Regions from separate parts of the Homo sapiens genome. Here region 1 is linked to region 2. Evidence: read pairs that join two places in POLR2A ChIA-PET (ENCODE). Cell type or tissue: MCF 10A. All regions are shown on one strand.

Evidence for each region. Peaks named below come from ENCODE experiments on the same cell type or tissue, not always from the same donor. Only the 100,000 strongest peaks of a DNase experiment are listed, where the experiment ranks them.
Region 1: POLR2A ChIA-PET joins it to region 2 with 5 read pairs; 2 of 35 experiments call an interaction of 5 or more read pairs at or near these places.

Annotation. Positions count from the first base shown.
Region 1 is chr3:112,093,533-112,101,532 of GRCh38, forward strand. All of the region lies in intron 2 of C3orf52 (chromosome 3 open reading frame 52), which reads left to right. Among named protein-coding and RNA genes, the nearest start is that of C3orf52, 11 kb to the left of the region's middle. In MCF 10A, no CTCF peak of the experiment used is centred here; a DNase peak (open chromatin) is centred at 4,059.
Region 2 is chr3:111,847,689-111,855,688 of GRCh38, forward strand. All of the region lies in intron 1 of LOC105374040 (a long non-coding RNA gene), which reads right to left. It also overlaps a transcript of PHLDB2 not described here. Among named protein-coding and RNA genes, the nearest start is that of PHLDB2, 7.6 kb to the right of the region's middle. In MCF 10A, no CTCF peak of the experiment used is centred here; DNase peaks (open chromatin) are centred at 1,323, 3,013 and 4,033.

The DNA of each region.
Region 1 (8,000 bases), 250 kb after region 2:
TACTTAAGGCTTGTGACTTACACTGAAATGGAAGATGTACTCATAGCCATTTCATTATTTATAATGTGAATTTAAGACCGGCTTGGAATATATTGTATGGGTGGGAGATATGCCTGATTCTTGTGTTTTTGTTTTCTGTTGTTGTTGTATTTTGTTGTTTTATAAGCTCCAGAAGAAATATAGAAACCAGTGTTTTACTTTAAACTCTGCTCATTGGATCTTGAAGAGGTTTCTTAATGTTTCAACTTACTTAAACACTGATTTATATTTTATTTATATCCTGATACCTGTTGATTTGAATTCTTTTTCTTTTCATTTGTTTGCTAAAAATAATTATACTTCATCTGGTGTGTCTGATATATTACTATGATGATAAAATAATAAATAATGTATTTGAAAGAGTTTTAAAAAACTTTGAAGAACCATGTGTCCATAAGCTGTCATTATTTTAACTTATTGTATTTATTTATTTTTTTTTTTGAGAGAAAGTCTTACTCTGTCACCCAGGCTAGAGTGCAGTGGCACGACTTTGGCTCGCTGCAACCTCTGCCTCCCAAGTTCAAGGAATTCTCATGCCTCAGCCTCCGAAATAGCTGGAATTATAGGCATGTGCCACCACGCCCAGCTAATTTTTGTATTTTTAGTAGAGACGGGGTTTTGCCATGTTGTCCGGGTTGGTCTTGAACTCCTGACCTCAAGTGATCTGCCTGCCTTGGCCTCCCAAATTGCTGGGATTAGAGGCATGAGCCACCATGCTTGGCCCAATTTTAACTTGTTTTAGAAATGACTGTTTATTTTATTAGTGTTGTATGTGTGTATAAAACAAAAAATGTATAGAATGCTAACTATATATGACTACATCTATTCCATATATTATTTCATGTTGTTGCTTATTTTGATTGAAAAATGATATATGTTCAGTTACCCATAAAACCCATCTGTAATATTAATATTTGGTCATATTTTCTTCTAGTCTTTTGTTTAGTTGCATTTCTAAAATAATTTGAGATTAGATTTCTTTATAGTCTTGTGGACTACCTTTAGGATTTTGATATTATGTTTAGATCATTTTGCCAAGTCATTAAAAATTATTTGTGAACATTATTATTTTTATGATTTGCATGATACAGTCTTCCACATCATTTAAAGTTCTTTAGGTAGTTACCAATTTTTTAATGATTATTAGTATTCGTTAAAGTTTTTACATCCTCCAGTGGACAATCATTTCAATTCAAAATGGGAAAGAAGAAAATTGTTTTTATTTATATGTGGGGGTGATGGTAGAGAGGGGCTCGACTGAGGCTGGGATACTCCCGAGCATGATCCAGCCTTCATGCGGCATGGGTTGAGTCCAGCTCCCAGTTACAAACCCAGTCATAGAATGAGAAGAAGAAGGGGTAACTCCCCAGTCTCTCCAGAGGGAGTTCTCAGGAATTTTCCTCAGAAACTACATTTTCCATTTACCGCTTGTTTCCCCTTCTCCCAACCCCTTAATTTCCTGTCTTAGAGTTTTGTAATTCCTGAAGGAATAGGAAAACTTTGATGACATCAGCCAACCTCCAGCACATAAGTTTCCTGGCCAGGCACCATATCTACGTATTTACTTAGGGCATTGTTCAGGTGTGTTGGATGACTGTTTGAGGATATAAGCTGGTGTTAAGGTAGGAAAAAGCTAATGAAGTGTGCTGCACCTCCTCCGTCATGCTGAGGACAATAGTTTTGGTGTGAGCATTGCCATACTTCCTATTCATATCAATTCCAACACATGGATGTTGAAAATGAGGTTGAGTAGCACAATCTTGTCCTGACATAACTAGTTGGTGCTATCCTAGAAGTTGATATTTGGATCCTGTTGGCATCTGGGGCCTATCATAAAGGATGATTCAAGAGATCTAGATGGTTTAATATTCAGGATTCTAAAGCGCAAGACCCAGGATCTGTCTTCCATTCTCAAAAAGTCATCTAACCTCTTCACCTCACAAAGAGCAGTCTGCAAGAGGAAGGTATTTCACTTCCTTCCACAGTTTTTCTGGAGATGTAAAAGGTTATGGGATAATATTCAGGGAAGAATTTTTTTAACACTTGTAGTGCAAACTTTATTTTTAATTTAACTGTAAATTTGTGTTCGAACATGTCAATGCTGTAAGAGAGATTTTTTCAAACTACTTTTTAAATCAAGGAAATACTTGTATTTTACTTGGCATCTCAGCTCTTAGGTATTTGATCCTGTGGGGAGAGTCATGTTAGACGTGGGGGTGGGGGGAGATACAGTAGGTTAAAAGGGGTGGGGCAGGGGCTCCCTTCTGTGACAGTCCCAGCCTCACCTAGAGCAGTTCCGTAGGCATTTTTTGGGGATGATCTTCAATAATCAGCCACTTCCTAATTGCCAAGCCCATTAATATGAATCAGATATTTGTGGAACTTTCAAGTACTGCATGGGAAATGTTGTCTGGGGATAAAAACACTGTTGGGAGAGTCAAGGGCTGTGCCTGTGGCTGTCTGGATTTACTGGGTGACTAAGGTTCCTCAGGAACTATATTTGCCATTCATTGCCTGCTTACCCTTCTCTAGACCCCTTAATCTCCTGTCTCAAGGCTCTGTAGTCTTCAGACTGAAGCTTGGAGGCGGAAGTGTTAACTTTTGTTCTTCAGTAGGCAGGTCTTTGCAAAACTACCCAGAAAGGCTGAGGAAGCTGAGAGGCTAAAGAAAAACTGACAAATCCAGTTACTCAGAAAGAAACATTTAACAGGGTTTTAGGAACAGAAGCCATGCGTTGGGCAGCAGTGAGAGGAGATGGTGCATTCCTGCACCATTACCCCAAAGGCCCAGGGCTTAAATACCACAGAAAAAGGGTATGCATGCTTCAGAAGGGATGTGTTTTATAATTGCATAAGGGCAAGATTTATGGCATGTAGATAACGTTAAGGTTGTTTAGACCTGAGGGTGAGATTTATGGTAAGTATGTGCTCTTATACATGCAACAGTAGATGAAATAGAAATCTTAGAGGCATTTCCAGAGCTGGGATTAATCAGAAGTTAATACAGTGAAATAATAACTAAGACGGAATTTCTTTAGCCTTCAAAACTGTGCAGTTGGGGTGGACATAAAATGGGACAGTGAAAGCATCTCAGAACAGAAAGTTGGGGAGGGGACACCTGGGTACCCAGGGCAGGGTGTCCAGTGGGGAGTTATATTTTTTCACTCGAATTAAGAATTGTCAGCATGTGGTGATAATAAAAGCAGACCAACTTGTAGTAGGTTTTATTATTGCTGCTCATTCTCTACAGACTGTGCAGCCTTCATTGCCTGTACATGGGTTGGGCTTGCCCACTACTCTTCCCTTGTATGCCATTGAAGAATGACAAATTCAGGATCATGGCTTAGCTTAAAGCACTGAGTAGGGGCTTTGTATGTGCTAGGGAAAAGAGGCTACCTGTCCACCAGACTCACAATCGACATGGAAATTTTTTTAATGTCCATTTTTATGAGTGGAACCCAGGGAATTCTGTTATTTGAGACTCTTTAGGGAAAAGGTATTAATGGATTCTTTCCTTCCTCATAAGGAATTATAAATTTCTTGATTTGAAAGGTACAGAAACAAAAGCCTTCATCTTTTTCTCAAAGTCATTTTCTTTCTGGATAATTTGGAGGATCAGTTGAGTGTTCTCAAGGGTTCTCCTTTCTTCAATAATTCACCCTAGTCATGGAGAGGTGAGACCCTGAATAACACTTTACTAATGAAGTTTTGGTTGGGGCAAAATATTTTAAATATTTCAAAAACAAAACTGTGACAAGTAGGTGGATGCTTAGAAACATGATTTAAATTGATAACATCCTGGAGACCCTCATGTGATATCCCCCAACATTATACCCCAGATTCTTGCCTGACCCTAATCTCTTAATTTATACACCTTTTATGAGTAGGAACGCTGTGGTACTGAGATATAAGCAACGACTTCCTAAGTGACGTTGTGTTGAGTGGATTTGTTTGCCTTTCAGTTGTGAATAAGAGCTACATTTTATGATGTCATGTGGTTCTGGCAGACTGACAGTTTTCACAGGGTAATGCTCCCTGGTGTAGGGTGACTCATGGGAAAATCCTAGGCAGACAGCATTAACAAGCTATAAGCTGCCAAGGTCCTTTGGGGCAGGAACATGAGAGCAGTGCTAGACCCAGTACCTTGAAATTTCTTTCCATTTTCACCTGTTTATCTTTTCTTCAAATCGCTGATGTTTCTCTACCAAGATGGACACCCTTACCTGTGGTCTCCATATAATATCTTTCAGCTTCCTCTGACCCAGAGATCTTCAGATATCTCCTCCTCTCTCTAAGCATCCTCAGGTTCTTCTTAATTTATGCCTAGTGTTCCATTATTGGAATGCTAATCATGTAGAAGTTATTTATATCTTACTGCTCAAGGTCATCACCAAAGTCTGAATGCAAAAATTCGAAAAGTTCAACCTCAGGTATAAATGGGTTAACTCTTCAAATGCACTAGCATCCTCTCTCCTTCAAAGCAATCTTCCATCAGGATTCTTGCTACTTCATTTAGATATGTGTTTTTCTCTCCCTTCTTTCACTGGCACACTTCCAGAAAGAAAGGTCTGCATTTGAATCTTGCCTCCTGCAGACTCCCAAACCTCTTGTATCTATTGGTTCCCAATTTTTCTTCCCAAGATTACTAGCAATTGTCTGATCGTGGAAGCCAACATTTCTCTGTCTCCTGCCTTATTGTCAGCTTTTAGCTCTGCCAACTTCATTATACTCTTCTGAGTCTATAGAACTCCTGGACTTTAGGTTGATTTTGCTATTTTTGCTCTTGGCATCTGCATTGTGGGTTCATGAGGCTTCTCTTCAGCTTCGTGACTTTTCACATTCTTCATTCTTTTTCTTGGAGAGCTCATTCACTCCCAGGACAGCAGCCATGCCTCCAAGAAGGTGACTCCTAGATCTACATCTGTACAATTTTCCTGAGTTTTGGAAGTACTCTTGGCTAGAGATATTTATCTAAAAATAACTGTCATCATCTCAATTATTATACATGTGAAACTACCATTTGTTTGTATGCTATTTTAGTCTGCTTGGGCTACTATAACAGAATATCATAAACTAGGTAGCTTATACATAACAGAAATTTATTGCTTACAGTTCTGGAGGCTGGGAACTCCAAGATCAAAGTGTCAGCACACATTTGCTGTCTGGTGAGGGCACACTTTTTATTTCGTAGATCATGCCTTCTAGCTATATCTTCTATGGTATAAGGGGAAAGGCAGCTTTCTGGGCCTCTTTTATAAGGGCACTAATACCATTCAAAAGTGCTCTCCCCTCATGATCTAATCACCTCCCAAAGGCCCCACCCTCTAAGACCATCTGATATTGTTTGGATTTGTGTCCCTGCCCAAATCTCATGTTGAATGATAAGAGGGGCCTGGTGGGAGGTGATTGGATCATGGGGGTAGATTTCCCCTTTGCTATTCTCATGATAGTGTGTGAATTCTCATGAGATCTGATGGTTTAAAAGTGTGTGGCTCTTTGTTGTTTGCTCTTTCTCTCTCTCTCCTGCTCCCCCATGGTAAGACATGCTTGTTTCCCCTGAGCCTTCTGCTATAATTGTAAGTTTCCTGAGGGCTCCCATCCTTGCTTCCTGTTAAGCCCGCAGAACTGTAAGACAATTAAACCTCTTTTCTTCATAAATTGCCCAGTCTCAGGTAGTTCTTTATAGCAGTGTGAGAATGGACTAATACACGCTCACATTGGTGGTTAGATTTCAACATATGCATTTTTCGGGGAGACACAAACATTCAGACCATAACATATCCTTCATCCCAATTTGTTCATCTTTTCCCCATTCACTCACCCTTTATATAAGACCAAGTTTATTTTAGTTCTGCTACTATCCAATTGTGTAACTTTAGGCAAACTTGTCAAGCCTCTGGGCCTGTTTTCCCATTTATAAAATGTAAAGGATTTCGGAATCTGAGTCTATAAATATACCTTGACCCTAATACATGCTAATTCATTGACCTGAACAAATTATGCATTTTCTCTAAGCCTCAGTGTCTTCATTTAAAAATGAAAACAACAATATTTAACTCATTGGGTTAATGTGAGGATTATGTGAGGAAAATATATTCATAAGGTGCATAGTAGAATGTTTGCACGTCATACTTAATACAGTAGCTATTATTCTTCCTGTTCCTGGGCTTGATATCTTGGAAACCTTTTTGATTTCTTCTTTCTCATATCTAGATAATGGCCAAATCTTACCAGTTATTCCTTGGTAGTGTCTTGATAGCAACTTTCCCACTTACTACAAGGCACCATGCAGGATACTTTATGCATGTTGGTTTTCATCTTTACTATCACCTACATTGTAGGTGTTGATATTTCTGTTGGAGAAGTAGCTTCAGAGATTTAAGTGACTTGCTCAAGGTCACCTGGCTAACAAATAGCCAACAGGAGTTCAGACTGAGTCTGGCTGCCTTTAAAGCCAGCTCTGTTTCTACTATCCTGGGCTTTCTCATTAATTTTTTCTTTTTGTTCCTTCTGCTGTCAGTCAAATCAGTCTGTTCCAAACTTGTGCCTGTTGGCCTCTCTGCCTCATCTCTCCTCGTTTCATTTATCCCATCCATGACCACCCGATTAACCTCCATTAAACACCAGCCTCTACTTTCTTCGTGGGCGATGTTTAACAACACTCCATTACCCCTTGAAGGTATCTGGCGTTTAAGGGCTCTCTCTCTAGCTTAATTTCTTATATTCTAGCCAAAGAACTGTTTTCATGTTCCTTCAACATACAACACATGTTTTTGTGATTTTTAAAAATATGTTTTTTCTACACGAATAAGTATAGCCCAGATTATCTCATTAGTGACATAAAAACTCTCCTGACTGAGTAAGCCTGTCGTTGTTACTATTGTTATTATTTTGACACACACAACTATTTAGATAGGTCTTGGTACAGATTCATGATTTGAATGATACACATTAAATATGTGTCAGAGCTATTATGGGAGGCCTGTTTTCACACTTGGCATCTCTTCTCAGTGTCCTTGAGTTTAGCAGTTATTTGAACCTTGTATCTATCCTCTTGGCATCCCCTATTGTTTTCTGAGGCATTGATATCTATTATGGAAATCTACATGGTGGGTATAGAGCTCAAAGATACCCATTGAAATATTATTTATAGAAGTAGAAAGCTAAAAATGATAAATGTCATATTTAAGAAAATAGGTGAGCCTATTATGAACATTATGAAGCCATTGAAATAATCTTTGCAAGGAATTTTAAGCACATGGGAAATGGCTTTTGATATGTTTACAACAGAACAATCAGGATAAGTAAGCAATAATGGCAGCAAACAACAAAAAGCAGGATATAAATTACCTATTTGTTAGGACCTTAAATATATAATATCAAGTATAGGAGGAAAAAACCCTCTTGATTGCAAGATTATTCGTATTTTTTTCTTTGCTTTGTTACAATTTCCTGCACTTTGCAAAATTTTTTGCTATGAAGGCGTAACTTTTTTTTTAAATCATACAACATAATGTCATGACTTATAACAATTAAGGACGCAGGGATAATTCCCTACGTTTGGGGGTCCCCAAGATTACTCCTAGATTCAACAATTTGCTAGGAGGATACACAGGACTCAGCATGCAGTCCTACTGATCACTATGATCTATTACAGCAAAAGGATACATTACATCAAATGATTAATTACAGCAAAATCCAGAGAAAACCAGGAGCAAGCTTTCAAGTGTCCTCTCTCAGTGGAGTTGCACCAGACTTGTTTAATTCCTCCAGCGATAGGCTGTGACAACACATGTGAGATCTCATCTACTAGGGAAGCTTATTGGAGATTCAGTACCCGGGGTTTTCACTGGGGCTTGGTCATATACGTAGCCTCTGCCTACTATGCACTAAAAATCCAGACTCCCAGAAGGAAAGGAGATGTTAGCCACATTGTACAAACAGTTGAGGCACAGTGAGCCC
Region 2 (8,000 bases):
CTGCACACCCAATGTCCCTTTAGCCCTGGGCCTAATGAGGTTCCATCTCCCCTTGACTTATTCCTGGCTCTCTCTAAAAGTGGGGAAATACCAGGTAGTAAATGAAGGCAAGGGGATGAAAAGTACTATTGACAGATATTTAAGAGGTAAAAATTATATGATTTGGCAATGTATTGGTAATAGGGGTTGAGGAGGACTTGAGGGACTGAAGAAGTTTCCCAGATAAGGGAGTTGGATGACTGGATCTAAGAGGGTGTCCTTTACTTAATTGTAGACTACAATTAAGAAGGAGGGCTGAGGGGTGCACGTGAGGGAAGGTGATAATGATGTAATGATTAGGACATGTTACGTCTGCTGTGCCCAAAGGATACCTCTGTGTAGGTAGGCAGTATGCGACCCTCACCTTCCCCCGTGTACATTCCTAAACCTTCCTTCTTTCTTGTACTGAGGATTGTGGAAGTTGGAATGAAAAACAAAGGACTGATATTTCCAGTAGGATCAAAGCATTCAACAAAGTAATTGAGAATCTATCATAAAATGCTAATAGCCCATGAGAGATAAAACTTTCCTTTGAGAACTAATTACCAGTGAATTATTCATCAAGGGTAAGGTTACCCCCCGCCACCTGCCACTAGGGATCCTTCAAAACTGCCTGTGTAAGGAGTTTTCCACCTGGATAGTCACTTTGATAACTTCTGCAGGACAAAACTAGCTTTTGCAACAGGAAAACAATAAACCACATCAGAGCTTGTCTTGATTACATTGCTCATCAATGCTCAGCAGGCTAGAGGAGTAAAAAGCATAAGTGCTTTGGTGCTTTGACCCCCCCAAACAGCACTCCAAGTGTTGAGGGATCTCAGACCTTATCTGGGATTTTTGTTGAAGAAACAGAGGAAGAGCCACAGAAAGCTCTGCCAACAGACTTGGGGTGTGGGGAGAAAAATACTGCCTTTAGACATATACAGTCATGCACTGCATAATGTTTCAATCAATGAGGGACCACATGTACAACAGTGGCCCTGCAAGATTATAATGGAGTGGGAAAATGTCTTATCATCTGGTGACAGTGGTACAGTAGCACAACACCTTACCTTTTCTGTGTTGAGATGTTTAGATACACAAATATTTACCATTATATTACAGTTGCCTACAGTATTCAGTACAGTAGCGTGCTATATAGGCTTGTAGCCTAGGAATAGGCTATGCCATTCTTATGGTTATGCCATATAGACTGGGTGTGTAACAGACTATGCCACCTAGGTTTGTGTAAGTGGACTCTATGATGTTTGCATAATGACAAAATTACCTAACAATGCATTTCTCAGAACATAGCCCTAGCCTCAAGCAATGCCCGACTGTATATGAAACTTTCCTCTTGTGAATTGATGGGTTGCCAAGCCTTTTATAAAGCTAACTTTAATATTAACATTGAAGATACAGTGAATCCATATACCCATGTTAAAGTTCTGGAGTTTGTTTCTTTTTTGTTTGTTTGTTTTTTTGATATGGTCTCACTCTATTGCCTAGGCTGGAATGCATTGATGGAATCATAGCTCACTGCAGCCTTGAATTCTTAGGCTCAAGTGATCCTCCTGCCTCAGTCTCCAGAGTAGGTAAGACTATAGGCCCAAGACACCATGCCTGGATAATTGAAAAAAATTTTTTAGAGAAGGGGTTTTGCTATGTTGTCTAGGCTGGTCTCAAACTCCTGGGCTCAAATGATCCTTCCACCTTGGCCTCCCAAAGCGCTGGGATTCCAGGCATGAGCCACTGTGCCAGGCCAAAGTTCTGAAAATTCTTATGTCAGTCTTGTAAATATAATACTAATACCGTAGGAATCAAGCTCTGGAAATTACCATTAAGAGAATGACCTTTTAAATAGAGCTTCTTTTGTTTTCCATTTGAACAGCACAGCAAGTGAATTTTGATAATCTTCTTTAGGAATATTTGTAACTCAGAAATTCTTAGTTCTTGTCATTATACAAAATAGACACTTGCACATATATTTTATAGCAGTGCAGTTCACAATTGCAAAGATGTGGAACCAACCTAAGTGCCTATCAACTAATGAGTGAATAAAGAAAATGTGGTATAGATACACCATGGAATACTATTCAGCCATTAAAAAGCATGAAATAATGTCTTTTCCAGCAACTTATATGGAGCTGGAGGCCATTATTCTTTTTTTTTTGGGACGGAGTCTCGCTCTGTCGCCCAGGCTAGAGTGCAGTGGCGCGATCTCGGCTCACTGCAAGCTCCGCCTCCCGGGTTCACGCCATTCTCCTGCCTCAGCCTCCCGAGTAGCTGGGACTACAGGCGCCCACCACCACACCCAGCTAATTTTTTGTATTTTTAGTAGAGACAGGGTTTCACCATGTTAGCCAGGATGGTCTCGATCTCCTGACCTTGTGATCCACCCACCTCGGCCTCCCCAAGTGCTAGGATTACAGGCATAAGCCACCGCGCCCAGCCGCTGGAGGCCATTATTCTAAGTGAAATAACAGGGGTGGAAAACTGAAAACCGTATGTTCTCACTTATAAGTGGGAGTTAAGCTATGGGTACACAAAGGTATACAGAGTGACATAATGGACTTTAGAAACTCAAAGGGAGAAGGTGAGGGGGGCAGGGCTAGGGATAAAAAACTGCACATTAGGTAAATGTACACTACTTGCATGATGGGTGCACTAAAATATCAAAATTCATCACTATATAATTCATTCGTGTAATAAAAAATCTACTTGTACCTAAAAAGCTGTTGAAATTTTAAAAAATTTAAAAAGAAATTCTTGGTTTTTGAGGATAGTCATAAATTCAAATGAGACTAAAATAACCATACTAAGATGAAGCAGGAGGATCACTTGACCCCAGGAGCTCAAGACCAGCCTGGGCAATGTAGCAAGATCCCATCTCTACAAAAAAATTTTAAAATCTGGGTGTGGTGGCATGCACTTGTAGTCCTAGTTACTTGGAAGGCTGAGGCACGAGGATGGCTTGAGTCCAGGTTTCAAGTTACAATGATCTATGATTACACCACTATACTCCAGCCTGGGCAAGAGAACAAGACATTGTCTTTAAAGTCAATACATAAATAAATAAAAGAACTATACTAGTCATAACATCACTATCTGTATCTCAGAAATAAATGCTTCAAACAACCATTTAGAATTTATTGAGCACTAACATAAATCTCCAGTCAGAGTTGAGTGCTATAAAATAATGTTTTTGGCCAGGCGTGGTGGCTCACGCCTGTAATCCCAGCACTTTGGGAGGCCGAGTCAGGCAGATCACGAGGTCAGGAGATGGAGACCAACCTGGCTAACACAGTGAAACCCCGTCTCTACTAAAAATACAAAAAATTAGCTGGGTGTGGTGGTGGTGACCTGTAGTCCCAGCTACTCGGGAGGCTGAGGCAGGAGAATGGCATGAACCCATGAGGCAGAGCTTGCAGTGAGCCGAGATCACGCCACTGCACTCCAGCCTGGGTGACAGAGCGAGATTCTGTCTTAAAAAAAAAAAAAAAAAAAAAAGGTTTTTACTAGTGTTCTTTGCGATTCTCCTGAGAGAAGCAATGACATTGCCCCCATCAAGTGGAAAATTAAAAATGGTCTGGCAAGTAGCTCTGAGCCCCTGCAGACACAGCCAGTTAATTGGAATGTTGTCACTGAATTTCTAGTCCATCAGTGACCCAACAGCCAAAATGGGCCTGCTCATGTGTATTTCTGTGAGCATTTTAGGATCTGTGACTACAGAGTAATCATAACTCTGAAAAAGGAAAAGGGCAGTCAGGAGTGGATGGAGAGATTTAATATCTTAATTGTGGCCCTAATGAATACGCAGTTCTCAGTTGAGCAGCCTCGACTTGAGACTGACACCTTGTTTAATACAGGAAGTAGAGTGCGGCTTTATTAAAGTCTTTAAATGTTGTGGCTGGAGCTCATATTTCTTTTTCACCCTATGCCTATATAATCATGTTGTTCCACTTCCTACATAGCCGCTGGCTCTTCCTGTTGTCCCGCAGCAAGAAGCCAGTGCAAGTTTAGAGTAAGGAAATGACATAATTAAAATGGTATTCGATGCGAAGCCTAAAATTCAAAGCCCCATCTTTCCCCTTTCCTCAAATCTGGCCCCAGCACCCTAGATCTTATCTCCTACTCCTCCCTCCCCAGCTCAGGCGGCTGTATTACTCACTCTTTCCCAAATCTGCCTTGGCTTTACTGTCCTCCTACATTGCTCATGGTCTTTCCTCTGCCTAGAAGGCCCCTCAACCTTTTTTTTTTCAATATGAAACTCACATATGTTGTCTTCCCTGTTGGACTCATAGGACACAAATACCCCTTCACCTGAACTCTTCTGTATCATTGTTTTTTAGTATATATTACATTATCATATTACAGTTATATGCTAGGCAGTATAAAACAGAGTAGGTGCTTCGTAAATTTGCCTTTAACATTCCTCATGTTCTGAATCCTGGCCCCTGCTCTCAGTTGTCAGAATTCTCCCGTGTGCTGAAGTCTGTGTATATCTGACACATCAATTTGGACATCTATCCAAATTGGGTAGATGCCCAAGGTGGCATTCTCCCTCTCTCTCTCGCTCTCTCTCTCTCCATATATATGTAAAATATATATTATATATACAATTATGTTATATGTAAAGATCATATATAATACACATATATTATATATACATAAATTAATATTATACATAGGATTATATATTATAATAATCCTTATGTATAATTATCTTTATACATAATATAATTATCTTTATGTATAACATTAAGGACAAATTGAAATCAAGGTATGGTATAACTGGAGGGATGATGAAAGTCAGATGAAAGGAAAAACAAAGAAAACCAACAGAGAGAAGAGAAGCTGAGTTCTCTTCAGTATCGAGGAATACTGCTGTTAAGGTGTTGGTTTCTTTTTTCCATGATAAGCAGATAAGATACAGAGAAACTCCTTGTTTTAAGCCCACTACGCAGGCAAAGTAGACCAATTCAGGGTCCTCAAGTGATAAGAAAAGTGAGCCAGATAACACAGCTGGGATAGGTTAATCTAAAAGACACACACACACACACACACACACACACATACACACACACCATCCTTTTCCTGCCTGATTACAATACAGACTCACAGAAAAGATTGGGGGTAGGGCAGAAGGAGAACGTTTAATGCAGAAATTAATCAGATGTTCCAAATAGATTTACATTTTTCTCATAATTAGAGAACCTACCTTGTAATTGTTTAAAGATAAACCAGCACATGGGGATAATCATTAAACTTGAGGAGACAAAAATTAGGTGTTTCCCTTTTTATGCCCCTAGGAGGTTAAAAAGTTATTTTCACTTTAGTTTTGGTTAACATTCTGGTATTAATTTGATTAATATGTTATTTATACTTTATCTATTTAAATATATATTAGAGAATGTATAGTAAAAACCAAATATTCAATAAGGTTATTGGAATAAAAATACATCAACATTTTAAAAAGGAGAGGAAAGCAAAGTCTTTATTACCGTTACACAAAAATTTAATGGTAAGCTTGACTCTGGGCTTCCTGGCAACAAGGATACAAAGAGAAACAGTGGGTTACATAGTTTCCCTTAACAACAGTTGCAGATCCAATGTGAAAATAGATGAAGATGACTTTTCTAAGAAATGAAAGTACATTCATTTTTTAGAGAGACAATTTATCTAAGTACTAAAAAGAGTGTGTAAATTGGAACTGAACTTATATAGGACAGTCAGTGTATAACTCAATGGTCAACATCATTATCAATAGTTCCAGAAAGGCAAACGTGGTTGGAAACTACTCTGCTGGGTGTTCTTTTTGTGCTGTCTGTCCTCTGTGCAAGGAATGGTACCTACATTAACACACTGGCTCATAAAATGTGAGTTCAGCCAGGTGCGGTGGCTCACACCTGTAATCCCAGCACTTTGGAAGGCCGAGGTGGGTGGATCAACTGAGGTCAAGAGTTCAAGACCAGCCTGACCAACATGGTGAAATCCCATCTCTTCTAAAAATACAAAATTAGCTAGGCATGGTGGTGCATGCCTGTAATCCCAGCTACTCCAGAGGCTGAAGCAGGAGAATCGCTTAAACCCAGTAGGCAGAGGTTGTGAGCCAAGATCGTGCCATTGCACTCCAGCCTGAGCAACAAGAGCAAGACTCCATCTCCAAAAAAAAAAAAATAGTTCTTACTTTTCAGAATAGAAGTTTGCTTCTCAGTGAAGATAAATAATGCACTCAAATTACTTGGCTATTGTATTAGTCCGTTCTCACACTCCTATAAAGAAATACCTGAGACTGGGTAACTTATAAAGGAAAGAGGTTTAATTGACTCACAGTTTCACATTGCTGGGGAGGCCTCAGGAAGCTTACAATCATGGCAAAAGGCAAAGGAGAAGCAGACACTTTCTTCACAGGGCAGCAGGACAGAATGAATGCAAGAAGGGGAAATGCCAGACACTTACAAAACCATCAGATCTCATGAGAACTCACTATCATGAGAACAGCATGGGGGAAACTGCCCCCAAGATCCAATTACCTCCACCTGGTCCCACCCTTGACACTTGGGGATTATGAGAATTACAATTCCAGGTGAGATTTGGTTTGGGACACAGAGCCAAACCATATTAGCTAGCAAAGGGGCTGAATCAGGGCTTAAAACCCAGTTCTGCCTTACTTCACAGTCAATGATTTTTCCACTGCACTTTGCAAGTAGAAACTTCTTGATTCATTAAATCATCATAATATTAAAGCGAACTTCAGCACAAACAATTGTTCCATGAGTTAAACTGCAGTAAGATTGAAATGAGTTAATAGCTACAAAGATTTGTTAGGCTATCATTGCAGAGAAAGGAGCAAATATACAGATTCAGGACATAAAAAGTTAATCAAATCCAACCGATCTTTTCTAATAAAAGAGAACAATAGCAAAAATAATTACAAATGGAATAACATAAATAATTCATAATATCACTGTATGTGTTTCAAAGTGAGCAGGTATGTACAAACCTACTCCCAAAGACCACAGAAGCTGAAAAGCCAAAGAAAGAGGCTGACAAGTCCAGTTTCTCAGAAAGAAACATTTAATAGAGACTTATGAACAGAAGCCATGTCCCCAGTGGCTGTGAAAAAAGATGGTGCATCTCCACGCTGTCACTCCCAGAGTCAAGACACATAAACTAAAGGAAAAGAATGTGTAGGAGAATTGAAGTCGACCCCTTGGGGAGAGGCAAGAATGCTCTGTGAATCTGCCCATGGGCAGGATTTATGGTCAAGGTTGTTTTGACCCAGGGGCAGGATTTAAGGTATCAGTAGATAAAGTACAAATCTTAGAGTAATTCCCAGAACTCGGGTTAATCAGAAGTCAACAGGTAATCTTCCATGGAATTAGGGTAAAAAGAAAAAAAAAAGTCAGCATGGCAGATTAGCATCCAAGATAGAGTTGCTTTAGCCTCAACACTGTGCAACACTTTAAGGTTCCCCACCTGAGAGGGTGAAGGACACAGGAAAGTAAGATCAGGGACTGTAACCACTACAGATCCTGGAGAGGCAAACAAGAAAGGTCTGCTGTTTAGTTTACAACACAATATCTCTAGTGATAAGGAATGGCAGAGCGCAGGCAGGACTCTGGTCTGTGATTAAACAGAAAACTTTATTATAAAGAACCCAGGAAATAGAAAAGGTAGAAAGACTCTCTCTTTCTTCCTTCCTTCCTTCCTTTCTTTCTTTCTCTCTCTCCCCCTCCCGCGCTTCCCTCTTTTTCCTTCCTTCCTTCCTCCCTTCTTTGCTTCCTTCCTTCTTTTCTTTCCTTTCTTTCTTCTTTCTTTCCATCACCATTACTAAAAGAAAGTCTGGTAATATAATAATAACAATAACAGTTGCACTTTATTGAGTGCTTTCTATAGATGTTGAGGTCTGCATTTGTCTTTTTTTTTTTTTTTTTTTTTTTTGGCGACAAGGTCTCACTCTGCCACCCAGGCTGGAG